Linked DNA regions of Homo sapiens: all the other regions are linked to region 3. The links are chromatin contacts, found by Hi-C or POLR2A ChIA-PET in ENCODE. All regions are on one chromosome and are shown on one strand. The core of a region is the stretch at or near the end of the contact, and the rest is flanking DNA. Distances in the headings are between cores, read along the strand shown.

Region 1 (4,864 bases), core at 223-2,722, 1.2 Mb before region 3:
GAAGAGAGAGATATGAGGCTCTAGAAATAGTTGGGGCAGAGTGTTTGGGTTGTGCACTGTGGGGGTGAGGACAGGGATGAGAAAAGGGCCTCTCTCCTCTTCCTCTTTGCCTGCCCTTTCTCTCCTCATAAATCTCCCAGCACAGAAAATAAAATCACACTCCTGCACATAGCCTGTCCTGTATTCTGTTTAGTTCTCTTGCACACCCTCTGTGGGCTCCCAAACAGCAAGAGCTGTGTTCCCACCTAGCCTGGAGCTAGGCACACAGCAAAGGGTTGGATAAAGAATGCCTTTGAGGCTGGGCGCCGTGGCTCACGCCTGTAATCCCAGCACTTCGGAAGGTCAAGGTAGGAGGATCGCTTGAGCTCAGGAGTTAGAGACGGGCCTGGGCAACATGGGGAAACCCCGTCTCTACCAAAAACACAAAATTTAGCCGGGCGTGGTGGCCTATGCCTTTGGTTCCAGCTATTCGTCAGGCTGAAGTGGGAGAATCGCTTGCACCCAGGAGGCAGAGGTTACAGAGAGCTGAGATGGCGCCACTGCATTCTAGCCTGGGCTACAGGGCGAGCCTCTGTCTCAAAAAAAAAAAAAGAAAGAAAGAAAGAAAAAGAAAAAGAAAAATTCCTTTGGGACAAGAATGTGAGAACAAGGAGGAAGGGACTCGTGGGAATGGGGATGGGGAAGTTAAGGAGAATAGACTGGTCAGAATGAGTCCATGGGGTAAAGTGAAGTGAAGAGATGGGAATGGTGGATAAAAGGAGAGAGGTAAGAAACGGTGGATTGGGGTAGTATGGGAGAGGAGGCCGGGATTAGTGGGAAAGAGTAGGACAGAGTCAGAGGTCAGTGGGAGCACTTACCAGAGGTCACGGGGGTGAGAAGGCTGGGGTCAACAGAGAAAAGATCAAGGATCAGTAGGAGAGGTATGATTAGTGGTCACTGGCGACGACGAAGGTCAGAGGTCATCAGAAGGAAGGTGTGCGTACGTTACCTGCTTATGAGGCTGTTTATGGGGAGCCTTCGCAGAAGCAGGAATCATCTCAACCCCTGGAGAGCCTACAAAACGCTCCCTCGTCTGAAGACAAAAAGTTTGTCCGTCTCCTTGACCACACACAAGAAATCTGGACTCTCTTCCACTTCAGTTACCAGTCGCAACGGTTCTTTAGGGACAGCCGTCGTTGTGGGTCCCCGTGCCCTTGCAGGATAGAATCCAACTCCCTGACGCGGTTACCCAGCAACCGACCAGCAGCCAAGGCGCAGGCGCTTCGGCGCGCCCAGCCGGCCCGGAAAGGAGGCGGGGTTGGGCGCGCGGCGAGCGAGTCTCCACTAAGCCCCGCCCCCTCAGGAATCACAGCTGGGCGGCCGCGCGCATTCGGAACTCCCGCATGTGGGTGGGGCTGGGGTCCCCAGGCACCGCCTCCTCATGAATAATGCAAGATCCGGGCGGTGTCCCGGACCCGGAAGTGGAGTTGCCGAGTCACCGCAGTGGCTGAGCTGCTGACAGGAGGCGGCAGCGGAGTAGGAGGCGAGGCAAGACCTGCGGCTCGGCCCGGCCACAGCCGCGGTAGTGCTAGGCAAGCCCACGGAGTCACGCCGGCCTCAGCCAGTCTGCGAACCTCTCGCCCCCGCCCACCCCTGCATCCGCCCGGCCCCTGCCCGCCCGAGTGGTCCGGGGAGGCCTAGTCTGCACCACCCGCCGGGCTCCTGGGGCCGCCGCCCCGCGCGGTCCTGTCGGCGTCCGCGGCCGCGCCCGGCCCCTGGCCCGCTCGCCCGCCGGCACCATGATGGAGGAGATCGACCGGTTCCAGGTGCCCACCGCGCACTCGGAGATGCAGCCGCTGGTGAGGGGGCGGGCGGCGGGCAGGCCAAGGCCGGAGGGGGCGTCGCTTGAGGGGGAGGGAGGGAATCAGGCCGGGGGGATCGTGCGGAGGGGCGCCATCGGATGGGGCAAAGAGATCCCTGAAAACGTATTGCCGGGGGACGGGGACTTGCAGGACAAGAAAACCGTGGGAGAATATGCTGGATGAGAGCAAAGGGACCTGTAAGGGCGGAGGGCACCGTCGGTGGAAGCAGGGCACCGTCGGATGGAACGGAGGGGGCACAAAGGTGCACACCGCTAGTGGAGGCCCATAGCAGGGACTGGCGAGGGAACTGCCATGGGGCACCGCCGGCGGCAGGCCCAGGGGTCTGGGATGGGAGGTGGGGAGGCGTTTAGTCCTAGAGGCCTGTGATGCTTAGGGCGGGGGAGCCGTCAGGCTAAGAGAGATTGGGAATCAGCTTTTAGAAGAGGAGGGGCTTGCCCGCCTGTCCGCTGGATATACGGACAGGAACGCTGGGCCGGGGCGAGGGACCCAGTGGGGGAAGGTGGTTGGTGCAGAACCTGGGAATTCCGTTCTCCGGTGGGGAGCGCAGGCAGACCAGGCTGGGGGCATCTAAACCGGGAAGGAGAGTGCGCGGCGACCAGATGGGGAATCGGGGTGCAGATGAGAGTGCTCGGGAACCGACGGGAGAGGAAGTGGGGTCGCGCTGGAGCTGCCTGTGCGCACTGGTTGGGAAGAGCCCCCATCATCTTAGGCCTACGTGCCTGAAGTCCTTGCTGGGCGCGGATCCTGCCGCCTGTCCGCGGTCCCGGAGTCAGGGAGGAATGATGTCATCGCTGCTGGCGCGGAGGGAATGGAAGGGGGAGGGCAACTCGGGTGCACCGAGGCTAGGCCTAAGGGAGACCATGCTTGCTGGCCACCGCCCAGGGGGCTCCCTGACCTCGCTTGTCTGTCAGGCAACCGGGTGGGAGACGTGGAGGCCTAGCCAGCTCGTATAGTGAGGGGGGAAGAGAGGGAATGTCTAGGCTGTGTTCGCTTTATCCCCCTGGAGCCTGAGCTGGAATTGGAAGGAGGCAAGGTGGGCTACAAATCCGAAAGTGTGGATGCCCCATTTCTCTGAGCTGTGCTGGCTGGAGCAGAGCTGAGTTCTCCAAGTTCTGAAGTTCTGCTTCTGTGTTAGGCAGGGTGGCCAGAAACAGGTCTACCCTTGGGCCTATAACCCCCTGGCTGACAGATGTGCTTTGTAGCTTCCTGGGCGAGTAACCTACCCATTACAGCAGCCAAGATGGGCCTCGGCAGGGACCCATCACCACCTTTTTGTCACACCTTTTGAGGGATGGTAGAGAGAATCATTAGTGGCCACTTAGCAGGAGACAAAGGCTTTTTCCCCCTTTCATGACTGCTTAGACAGTTCTAAGAGCCAAAACAAAGAAGTTTTACAGAAGCATACAATATTAAACCGGAGAGAGGTGTTGCAGGACTTTTTCCTAGCCTCATGCCATCATTGGATTATTTGGGAGCCAGAAAATCCTGGAGAGAAGTCCATCCCATGAACTTAAAGAAGGACTTTGGGCTGGCTGAAGATAATTTTCCTTTCTGAGTTCTCTTTCTAGCTAACCTGGCTTGTCAAACGAGATTGCCCTTCCAGTTCTAAGCATCTAATCAAGAATCAAAATAGAGGGTGGATGAAGGAAGAGGAGGTTCAAGTGTGTCAGGAAAAGGAAGCAATGAGTTGTTTCTTGTCACCCATCTGGGGTTCTCAAAAAGGAAGGAAATAGCTGTTCAAGGAAAGGGGAGAAGAAATAGAGCCACCAGGCTCTCAGTTGTCCTTGGTGCTTCTGTTATTGCCTGAAATTCTGAATAGTGGTTTGGCTGGGTAGAGAACTCTTGAGCTGCTTCCGGTCTGTGTGGCCCTGGAGTTGGAGAAGCATCTGTGGCAAGGAGGCACTTAGAAAAGCTCTGACTGCCTTCAGACCCCTTTAACTGCTAAAGTCACCCTTGTGCAAGAGAATACTTTTTTTTCTTTTTTTTTGAGACAGGGTCCCTCTCTGTCACCCAGGCTAGAGTGCAGTGGCACGATCTTGGCCCAATGCAACCTCCACCTCCTGGATTCAAGCGATTCTCCTACCTCAGCCTCCCAAGTAGCTGGGATTATAGGCCCCTGCCACCACGCATGGCTAATTTTTGTATTTTTAGTAGAGACAGGGTTTCGCCATGTTGGCCAGGCTGGTCTTGAATGCCTGACCTCAAGTGGTCTGCCTGCCTCGGCCTCCCAAAATGCTAGGATTACAAGAGTGAGCTGCTATGCCCGGCCTGAGAATACTTTATTGAGTTTGAGTGAGAGCCTTATGGAAATAGCAATATAGTCATCCCTCATTTGAGGGTCATAGACATTGCCCCGCTTCCTGACCTCTGTCCCCAGGTTGTATTCCAGAGGCACCTCAAAACCCTTTAAATACCCTGTGTATTGTTGAGACCAGCAGAATCTTGTGTGATGTTTCTTCAGGAGTCTTCATTTTGGGGCATAAAGAATTAAGATAGTCCAGCCTGGGAAACACAGTGAGACTCCATCTCTACAAAAATATTTAAAATTAGCTCAGCATGGTGCTGCATGCCTGTAGTACCAGCTACTCAGGAGGCCGAGGCAGGAGGATTGCTTGAGCCCAGGAGGTTGAGGCTGCAGTGAGCCGTGTGCCTACCACTACATTCCAGCCTGGGCAACAGAGCAAGACTCTGTCTCCAAAAAAAAAAAAAAAAAATCAAGATAGCATATCATAGAGGTAAAGGGCAAAAAAGAGGGCAAAGTGGCTCTTTAAGGGTATTTGGATAGGCCATAAAAACCAGGGTCCCAGGCTCAGACTTAGCTATGACCTATTTCATTTTTTTGCCATTTATTGAGACCTCTAGGAAGTCTCTCCTCCTTCCTCGATTGTTTTTCCATTTATGAGATGAAGACAAACTATCTCTTTAAAGTTTAAACAATAGCTCCTCACTCTCCCTTCTAAAGAATACCACAGAGACCTGATATCATTGATTCAGCAATTGGT
Region 2 (4,548 bases), core at 1,939-4,438, 1.3 Mb before region 3:
GGAGGTATTTTTCCCAGCTCCCCCTCCCTACCCCTGATCAGCTGCCCGCTGAGTATCTGACAGCCTTAAGCTTTGAGCCCAGCATGGTGGCCAAGCCTTGGCGTGTTGGATTCCAGCTTAGGGACCTGGCATCCATCTTCAGACTCCCTGTTCCCTAAGCCAGGCAGACCTGCCCCCGCTGGGCTGAGAGCAAAGGGACAGGTCCTATAATAGCCAAAGCTCTCTTTACCTGGTCCTGCTTATAGCACTGGGGTGGGGGTAGGGAGCAACACTGGGAACCCCAAGGTTTTGTCTTCTCCTCGGGACATGTATCTTCCCCTCCCCTATGGGTCCTGGAGTAAGACTGGAGTGGGCAGGGAGCCCCACTGCCACCTCCAGCTGCAGCAGTCGATGAAGTCTGGCGTTTGTTTAGCTTCTCCACTCAATACTCTAATCCTGCCAAAGACCTAATAGACTATTGAGCAGTCCCGGGGGAGGGCACAAGCATCATCCAGCAGTGTGTGTTGTGTTTTACAGCCGTTCCTGAGCATGCTGCCCGCCTGCAGCGCTTGGCCCAGATCCACATTCAGCAGCAGGTATGGGAGGGGAGATGACTAGAAGCGAAGATGGAGGTGGCGCAGCACCTCATCCCAACTCATGCCACCTGGGGAAGCAGCTTCAGGCCTTTCTGTTGTAACCTCAGCAGAAACTTTGGGGTTTATCCTTTATCTTGCATATGCCCCAGGGAGGTAAAGGGACTTGCCTAGGTTCATGTACAAACTTTCTGCTTCCAGAGCAGGACTTTATTGGGACACCATAAGGTTGAGGCTGGGAGGTACCCAAGAATTCCTGGGGATGGTATGTCATTGACTGTGGGTAGAGGGGCTCTTTTTTCACTATTCCCAGGCCCTAGTGTAAAGTTCAAAGAGAGTTCAGAAATAAGGACAGAAGAAGAGACATACACTAGGGGGAATGTTTACTTAATGTATGGCCACTCCCTTTTCCATCCGTCTTTGGACTGCTGTTAGGGCACCCATCCTGGAGCCTGAAAGTGCTCCCATAGCCATTTGCTCCTTTGGCTTTGGGGTTAAGCGTCATCTTTTTTAGGCTCCATGGGGAGTGGGAGTCCGTGATGAGGCAGGAAGTTTAGTGGAAGATGTGGGCTTTGCCCAGTTCCTTTCTGTGCTACACTTTGGCCCTACAGGACCAGTGTGTGGAAATCACTGAGGAGTCCAAGGCTCTCCTGGAGGAATACAACAAGACTGTATCCTTTCTGCTCAACTAGGACCCTAATGGGTGCTGTCCCTAAGCCCTGTCCTTTTGTTCCACCTCTAGCTCTCTCTCATCCTATCCTACCCACCTATGTTTGCCTGTTCCCCACTTTCCATGAACTTCCTCACTCAGATTCCTATTCTCACCTTGACCTACAACCAGACAATGCTTCTCTCCAAGCAATTCGTGCAGTGGGATGAGCTACTTTGCCAGCTAGAGGCCGCCACGCAAGTGAAGCCAGCAGAGGAGTGATAGCTGCTCCCCATCCCAAAGTGGGCCTGGGCAGTCAGGCTCCAGGGCCCTATGCCAACCTGCCTTTGTTACAAGGCAGAGGAAGCTTTGTATTTATTGGCTTCAAGGCCCACCTCTCTGTACTCTGGGCTCTAAAGTTGGAGGTCAGGTTACCTGAGGTTTGCAATTTGCAACACCCACCCTCCCCCCAATCAGTGTTCTTATTTCAGTGACAATAAACCATAGAGATGACTGGAGGAGTGTGCTGGCTTCTTGGTCTAGGATGGAGGTGGTAGGGGGCAGAGGTGTCAGCCTGCCTAATCGTTTGACTGGGAACTAAACTCATCCTGGTCTGGCTTTCTGGCAGGTGTAGAGCTCTCAAAATGAAGGCTCTCATTTGATTATGTGAATAGGATATTCCTTTATGTATCCATTTATCCCACATTTACCAATAAGAGACCTCCAAATGTCAGATGATGGGAGTAGATAGGGCTAATCCCTGCCCTGCACGGGCTAGCAGGATAGACAGTAAAGGAAAAGGGCAGTCCTATCAGGTGGACACAGAAGAAAAAAGGGACTGAAGGGACCTGGTAAGTGATATCCAGGGACTTTCAGAGCCAAGGGAGCAGCATGTGCAAAGGCCTTTAAATTTCTCTCTTGGGAGCCTACCTGCTGCCACGAGCCGAGAAGGGCAGCCTAAGAGGTTTGGATGCAGGAAGTTTTGGTCCTGGGGAGGGGAAGTTGGGAAGTAGGGGCGCTGGGGCAAGCATGTTGAGAAACAGATTGGCACCGTAGTCCACCAAATGTTTGCTGCCCCCTTGTGGTCTCAGGGAGTGCTCTGGCTCCAGACCCTTTTTCCAACGGCCCATTGGCCGCCCCGCCTTTGCGACCTCTCCGGCACCTCAAATTCAGCGTGTCCAAACCGATCTGAAACCTGGGAGTCACCCTAGATCGGAATTTCCTACTTCTCCGTCCAAACAGTGGCCAACTCGTCACTGAACCTACTAGTATCTCCCAACTTAATCTTTTTTCCATTCCCACCGCGATTTCTCTGGTTCATTAATGTAACAAATCATTTAACAAATATTGAGCGCCGGTCATACGCCAGGCACCATACTAGGCTCCGTGGGCACCCCCGCCCCCTCAGCCCCCAGACTCCGCGGCAGGTGTCGTCAGGGGCTGTGGCCCGATTTCCCCACCACTCCCTCCTCGGCTCCCTGCACAAGATCTGGTTCGACTGGCCCCTGGAAAACCCGGAAAACCCCCGTGGTCCGCCAGCGCCCACAGGATGAGGTCGAAGCTCAGAAGTCGGTAACTAAGGCTCTCGCCCATGCAACAGCAGCCACTACAAACTGAAGCCTTTGTTCGCACCCACGGTGAAACCCACAGCTCCCCGTTTGCTCAACAGCTAACGCCAGCCCTCCCATCTTCTAAGGGCCAGATCCCCCTCCTTCAGACGCAGGACTTCCCCGACGGCCGCTCCTTTCTACCGCAGGGAACTGTCCTGCCTCCCTCCGGGGCGTAACAGCGGAGGCTGCGCTCGTGTTCCCATCCCCGCTGGGACTGGTCCGGGGCGCTCTGGCCAGCGGGTTGTTTCCGCGGCGGAGATGCCTCGGGGCCCGTCCCTCACGCCCCGCCCCTCACGCCCCGCCCCCTCGGGGCGTGCGCGGCCCCGCGGCCTTAGTGCGCTCCGGGCCCGCGCGCCATCTTGGCTCCGGATCGTGCGTGAGGCGGCTTCGGTGAGAGCCGGAACCGGGCGGGCAGAGGGGCGCTCGTAGGGTTGGGGGACGCCTGTGGCTTGGCTGCAGCGGCCGGCAAGACCCTGGAAGAGACCGTGGCTATGGAAACGGCCAAGGCTGTCTTGGAATGTCCTGAGCAGCCCTCCGAGTCGAGCCTCTGCCCCCGAGTTTCTGAGTGACCTGGGTTGATATAGATTGACCTTGGTAATCTCTGGGAGAGGGGATCCGTTCTGTTTGGGGGCAGCACTGGATAAGGGTTCTTGGCTGTTTCCCGGGGGGCCTGGGGCGAAGGGCCTTGTCCCTGTCCTTGTAGAGCCCCAAGTGAGGAGCGCTCTCTATTGGTATTAGTCTGGGGTGAGGGTTCCAGGCCCTGTTCCAAGGAGCCCAGGATAAGGGGGGCTAAGCCCCAGTCCTGGAGAGTTTAGGATGAGGGGGCCTGGCACTTTCCCAAAGAGCTCAGTGTTTGGGGAATGTGATCCTGCCTCTTGGACTCCAGGATTGGAGGTGGGGGTGTTATGGCCCTTGTAGAGGAACGGGGTGTATGGGGTACAGCCCTTTCCCAGACTGCGGCAGGCATGGACCTTGTCACGAGATGCTAAGGACAAGGGGACATGATCCTGTTTCTGGGAAGTCTGGAACGGGGAGCAGGGCCATATCCTGGATGGAGATAGGGGATGGTGGACAGTGACTTGGGGCACATTGCTTAGCACTTACCTGATGCTTCCCTGCAGTGGGCAGCGAGAGTCACAGACAAGACAGCAAGCAGGATGGAGCACTACCGGAAAGCTGGCTCTGTAGAGCTCCCAGCGCCTTCCCCAATGCCCCAGCTACCTCCTGATACCCTTGAGATGCGGGTCCGAGATGGCAGCAAAATTCGCAACCTGCTGGGGTTGGCTCTGGGTCGGTTGGAGGGCGGCAGTGCTCGGCATGTAGTGTTCTCAGGTTCTGGCAGGGCTGCAGGAAAGGCTGTCAGCTGCGCTGAGATTGTCAAGCGGCGGGTCCCAGGCCTGCACCAGCTCACCAAGCTACGTTTCCTTCAGACTGAGGACAGCTGGGTCCCAGCCTCACCTGACACAGGGCTAGACCCCCTCACAGTGCGCCGCCATGTGCCTGCAGTGTGGGTGCTGCTCAGCCGGGACCCCCTGGACCCCAATGAGTGTGGTTACCAACCCCCAGGAGCACCCCCTGGCCTGGGTTCCATGCCCAGCTCCAGCTGTGGCCCTCGTTCCCGAAGAAGGGCTCGAGACACCCGATCGTGAAGACCTGCTGAGCCAGCCTGTTCTCCGGGCCTGAATGTCTGGGGTGCTTGTGCCTTTTCTGAGAAGCG
Region 3 (4,322 bases), core at 1,546-4,045:
ACATTTATTAGGTATTATGTGCCAGGCACTATCCTAAGCACTTTACATGTATTAACTCATTTAATCCTTACATTCCTGATGAGAAAACTGAAGCACAGAGAGTAGGAACTTGCCCAAGGCCACAGAGGAATTCCAAGGAAGACTCGGGGTTCCAACTCAGTTTGTGTATTAGAGACTGCGCTCTTACACTAACAGAGCTTGGGCAGTGGGTACCATAGAAACATACAGTGAAAAATGGAATGATCATAAAGGTCATAGAGTAACCTCTCACCCAATTCAGGATTTGTCCTGAAAGCTTTCACATAGGCAGAATTCTAGGGGATGGGATGGAGGGCCTCACAAAATCACAAAAGGATTAGACAAATGCAGAGGGTGGCAGAGGTATTCTGGAAACATAAGATAATTTAAAGGTTGGAATGGTTAAATTGGACCAGTGGGTATTGTGTAGTTCTCGCTTGCTTGAAAAAGCGAGACTGGAAAGAGGGGCAGAAATAAGATCAGTAAAGATGTCTAGAGAAGCCTAGTAAAGGATAGGAAAAGAGTGTTTCTCGTTAAGCAGTAATGAGTTGATGCAACTAGAGAATCCAGAGAAGGCTGCATGTACTCATATACAGGATATGTTCAACTAGACATGAGGCAGCAGGCAAAGCCCTCAGGAAAAAAACCCATAAGAGACATGAGGAAGGGAAACAGGACACATTGATCAGGAAACTGGCCATGGCAAAGATCAGAGGCACCATTTTTATTTCACTATTTCAAGTAGCTGGAAGTTAGTAAACAGGATGTCTAGTCACCACGGCTAGAATACAAGTGGTACCCTAAATCCAAGATAACACAGCAGCACAGTAGGTGTCCAACAGGTGGGAAAGGCAGACTAAAGGGAAATCCAACTGGCAGATTACAAAGTCCAGAGACAAGGCTGGCATTGCAGAGTCTGCTCACCGGCAGAAAAGTATCCTCTGCACTGGGCTTCTGTTTAAAGACTTTGATGATGAGGGTGTGGGCTAAAGATGATGCTAAAATACGAACATGGAATGGGAACTAAAGCAAAATCAAACTAAAGCACATGAAAAGGAGTAAGGAGGTCTTTGGACTAGAAGATTTTGCCTCATTAGATACTTTCTGGGTTGGAGGTAATAACTTGGGCACAACACCAAAGTTCAACACGAAGACTCACAACTAGGCCCCACCGAATTCTTCTTCAAACACTGAAGGGTACAGAAATGAGTCAGAAACGAGCCTGTGGATGAGACGATCAATAGATCCAGTTTAGAGAATCTGGTGAAGGACTAGGTGAGGAGAATAACAAAATACCCAGCCCAAAAAGTTTTCCAACCCCAAGGAAGACTTAATATCCACATCAAGACTAGGGTACACCAATGCAGTGTGTTTTCCAACTTTTTTTTTTGAGACGAAGTCACACTCTGTCGCCCAGGCTGGAGTGCAGTGGCACGATCTTGGCTCACTGCAACTTCCGCCTCCAGGGTTCAAGCAATTCTCTTGCCTCAGCCTCCGGAGTAGCTGGGACTACAGGCGCGTGCCACCATGCCCAGCTAATTTTTTGTATTTTTAGTAGAGACGGGGTTTCACCGTGTTAGCCAGGATGGTCTCGATCTCCTGACCTCGTGATCCGTCCACCTCGGCCTCCCAAAGTGCTAGGATTACAGGCGTGAGCCACCACGCCCGGCCCTAACTTTTTAAACTAAGAACCATAGTAATAAATACATTTTACCTGCCACCCAGTATACAAATACATATATGGTCTTCTTGGTGCCCCAACGGCTGGTCAGGGACAGAGCTGAGATTCAAACCAATGGTTTCCAAACTCCATTCTGCAAACTGCTGCCCTGTTTTCCAGAGTGGGCCATAAAATCAAATGAAGGCAGTGGGCTGTGACATATTTTTAAACGAAACAGAAAACAGAATATATTGCTGATTGTAAAACAAACCAACCAACCTCACTGCTTCCAGAAACTTCTGGTTCGCTTTTATATTTATGTAAGTGTACAATATTTAAGGTCGCGATGCAAAATGTTTCTTTTGGTTGCTGTCCAACACATTTGGAAAACACTGATCTATGGAACACCCTGAGGAAATGGATGTTATATCAACGAACAAATGAGGCTGTCTCTACACACTGAGGCAACTCCAGGAGGGGGAGTGAGTGAACAATTACAGAATAGGTACAGTACAGGGCGGGAGCCATCACAGGAATTAACTTATCTACTCCCAACTGACAGATGAGGAGACTGAGACTGAGTCACACGGGGTTCGCAGCAGGCTGAGACTCTAAACTACTGGAATTCGGCTCGCGCCCACGCCACCACTCCAGGCGGTATGAGCACACCACACCCTACACGTCAAGAGCCCGCCACCGTCACTGGCTGTGACCTGGCCGACGCCCGCCTGTCGAAGGTCAGTGCGCCGCTGCCCCAGAAACAGCCTGTGGGAAGGCAGGGCACCCACATCGACTCGCAGCGCCGGGACAAGTCCTCTCTCCTCCGAAACCCAGCTACTGGGCTTCACCATCTAGTCCAAGAAGACACAGATCTTCGTACGCACGATGCGCGGGGCTTGGCCCTTCCGAGCCACTATCCTACGCCCTAGCATGTGCTACTCTCGCGATATGAGTGGCTGAGGCCCTAGAACTTCGTCACTGACCCAATTTCCGCTCCCTGAAAGGGGCCCAGTCCCGCTCGGGCCGGGACAATACCTGAGACAGGAGGCGCCTCCGCCATCCCGTGCCGCAGAACCTAGATCGAGCTGTACAGCCAAGTCAGCACTGTCACCAGGTCACGTGCCCCGGACTTCCGGCGCCGCGAGAATATTCGCATCTGCGCGCCGTGTAGACGGCCACAGAGGTTGCGCAGCCCGAATCTGTGTGGCGCGTTCGTGACGTCAGATAGACGCGCCAGGTGTCGGGCGGGAGGAGGAGACTAGTAGCTGGATGGAAATAGCAACAATCGCAGGAGGGAGGGCGGCGACTTGCGTAATCATTGTGGTTTTCCTTTTTTTATTTTTTGATATAGGGTCTTGCTGCCTTACCCAGGCTTGAGTGCAGTGGTCTGATCATGGCTCACTATAGCTTCAGTCTCTAATCCTCCCGCCTCAGCCTTCCGGTAGCTGGAACTACAGGCGGAGCCACCATGCGCAGCTATTTTTAGTAGAGACGGGTTTCGCCATGTTGCCCAGGCTAGTCTCTCCAACTCCTGGCCTCAAGCGATCCTGCCGCTTTGGCCTCCTAAAGTGCTTGGCTTACAGGCGAGCCACCACGCCTGGCTCCAGACTTTTTTTTTTTTTTTTTTTTTTACAAAGGCGTTTATTCTCATCAGTATCACCGATATTCTCATGGTTCACATTTGCCAACGCCGCTCCTCTCCTTACAGTAGTTAAATGTGCAATCTCACTTGGGGGCCCAGGGAGGGGTGGGGGCTCGGCCCAGGGTGGGGAGGGCGTTGGCACTTCACGTGGACAGGGTGGGCAGCCTGTCCTGCGTGAAAGAGGTGTGGGTGAGTGGGCGGCCAGGGAAGGGGAGTTGGCAGGGGAGGGCCCCGCAGTCTTTTTTTCTTTGGTGGTTGGTGATTCTCCATTCAGATTCCTTCCTGGCTTCCCAGGGTAGGGGAACCATGCAGCTCAGGGCAGGGCAGGGGAGGAAGAGAAGGAAAAAGCAGCAGGCCGCCCGGGGGGAAAGGTGGAGGGTGAACGGCAGGGCAAGGGGGAACGGGTGGCTCCTGAGGTAAGGCACAACCCTGTCTTTGGCTTTCCTGGTGAGGAGTTTCCTCCCCTGCACCCCCTGCCCGACGCTTCTCCCCACCCCCCCACCCCCCAGACCCACACACAGTCCCAGGAGCCAGGGGGCACCACCTCCTGGGGTCCCTGAAACAAGTGGGCTCTGCCACCCAAGCCAGTGCCGCAGGGGCTCGAGGAGGGACACCCGAGGAAAAGGCAGAGAGGGGCAGGCAGGGGCCTACCCAGGACAAGGGGGTGGGGGTGAGAAGACCCTAGGCCCAGGAGCTGGGCCCCCCGCCCCAACTAAGTCCTGGAAGTGGGGGAGCACCTGCTTCCTTTCGGGGGTCTGGCTGGAGCCCCGGTCTGCCCCTTGGCCTCCGTCAGGCCCAGCCACTTGCCAAGTGACCAGGGCATTGTGCTTTGGGGTAAACGCTGGGGTGGGGTGGCAGGCCAGGAGGCAGGGGGAGAGGAGGGATGACTAAGGTGCTTGTGCTTTAGCTGGGGGTGTCGATATCCCCCACTCGGGCCGGCTGGGGGCTAAGGTGCCAGGCCCCGGCCAGGAAGACAGTGCCAAGACCCCAGCAGACCGTGGC

What was found. A loop is a pair of places that touch in the nucleus more often than their neighbours do. ChIA-PET counts read pairs that join two places held with the same protein, here RNA polymerase II (POLR2A). Pooled maps may share reads with other maps.
Region 1: a map of naive thymus-derived CD4-positive, alpha-beta T cell shows a loop between it and region 3 (25-fold over the local background). The contact joins the promoter of FAM219A here to the promoter of NFX1 in region 3. A Hi-C loop is called at or near these places in 1 of 168 maps with a recorded cell type or tissue (naive thymus-derived CD4-positive, alpha-beta T cell) and 8 of 50 pooled maps. POLR2A ChIA-PET finds 5 or more read pairs at or near these places in 2 of 52 experiments (CD4-positive, alpha-beta T cell and K562).
Region 2: a pooled map shows a loop between it and region 3 (5-fold over the local background). The contact joins the promoter of RPP25L here to the promoter of NFX1 in region 3. A Hi-C loop is called at or near these places in 6 of 50 pooled maps. POLR2A ChIA-PET finds 5 or more read pairs at or near these places in 2 of 52 experiments (activated B cell and activated T-cell).

Annotation. Positions count from the first base shown.
Region 1 is chr9:34,455,178-34,460,041 of GRCh38, reverse strand. It overlaps FAM219A (family with sequence similarity 219 member A), which reads left to right and starts at 1,472. Exons shown (of 6, transcript NM_001184940.2): 1 at 1,472-1,838. The coding sequence starts at 1,779. DNAI1 (dynein axonemal intermediate chain 1) reads right to left here and starts at 1,237. Exons shown (of 20, transcript NM_012144.4): 1 at 989-1,237. The coding sequence starts at 1,036. RefSeq lists enhancers at 1,111-1,180, 1,277-1,571, 1,134-1,674, 2,806-3,306 and a silencer at 1,551-1,800.
Region 2 is chr9:34,610,737-34,615,284 of GRCh38, reverse strand. RPP25L (ribonuclease P/MRP subunit p25 like) reads left to right here and starts at 3,188. Exons shown (of 2, transcript NM_148178.3): 1 at 3,188-3,221; 2 at 3,953-4,548. The coding sequence starts at 3,989. The coding sequence ends at 4,480. DCTN3 (dynactin subunit 3) reads left to right here. Exons shown (of 7, transcript NM_007234.5): 5 at 517-575; 6 at 1,184-1,243; 7 at 1,414-1,739. The coding sequence ends at 1,503. RefSeq lists enhancers at 2,387-2,436, 2,564-2,613, 3,717-4,270 and a silencer at 3,014-3,253.
Region 3 is chr9:33,288,989-33,293,310 of GRCh38, reverse strand. It overlaps NFX1 (nuclear transcription factor, X-box binding 1), which reads right to left and starts at 2,795. Exons shown (of 24, transcript NM_002504.6): 1 at 2,714-2,795. The coding sequence starts at 2,738. It also overlaps the pseudogene LOC100862682. RefSeq lists enhancers at 2,520-2,569, 1,551-2,750, 2,720-2,769, 2,780-3,199, 3,905-4,322.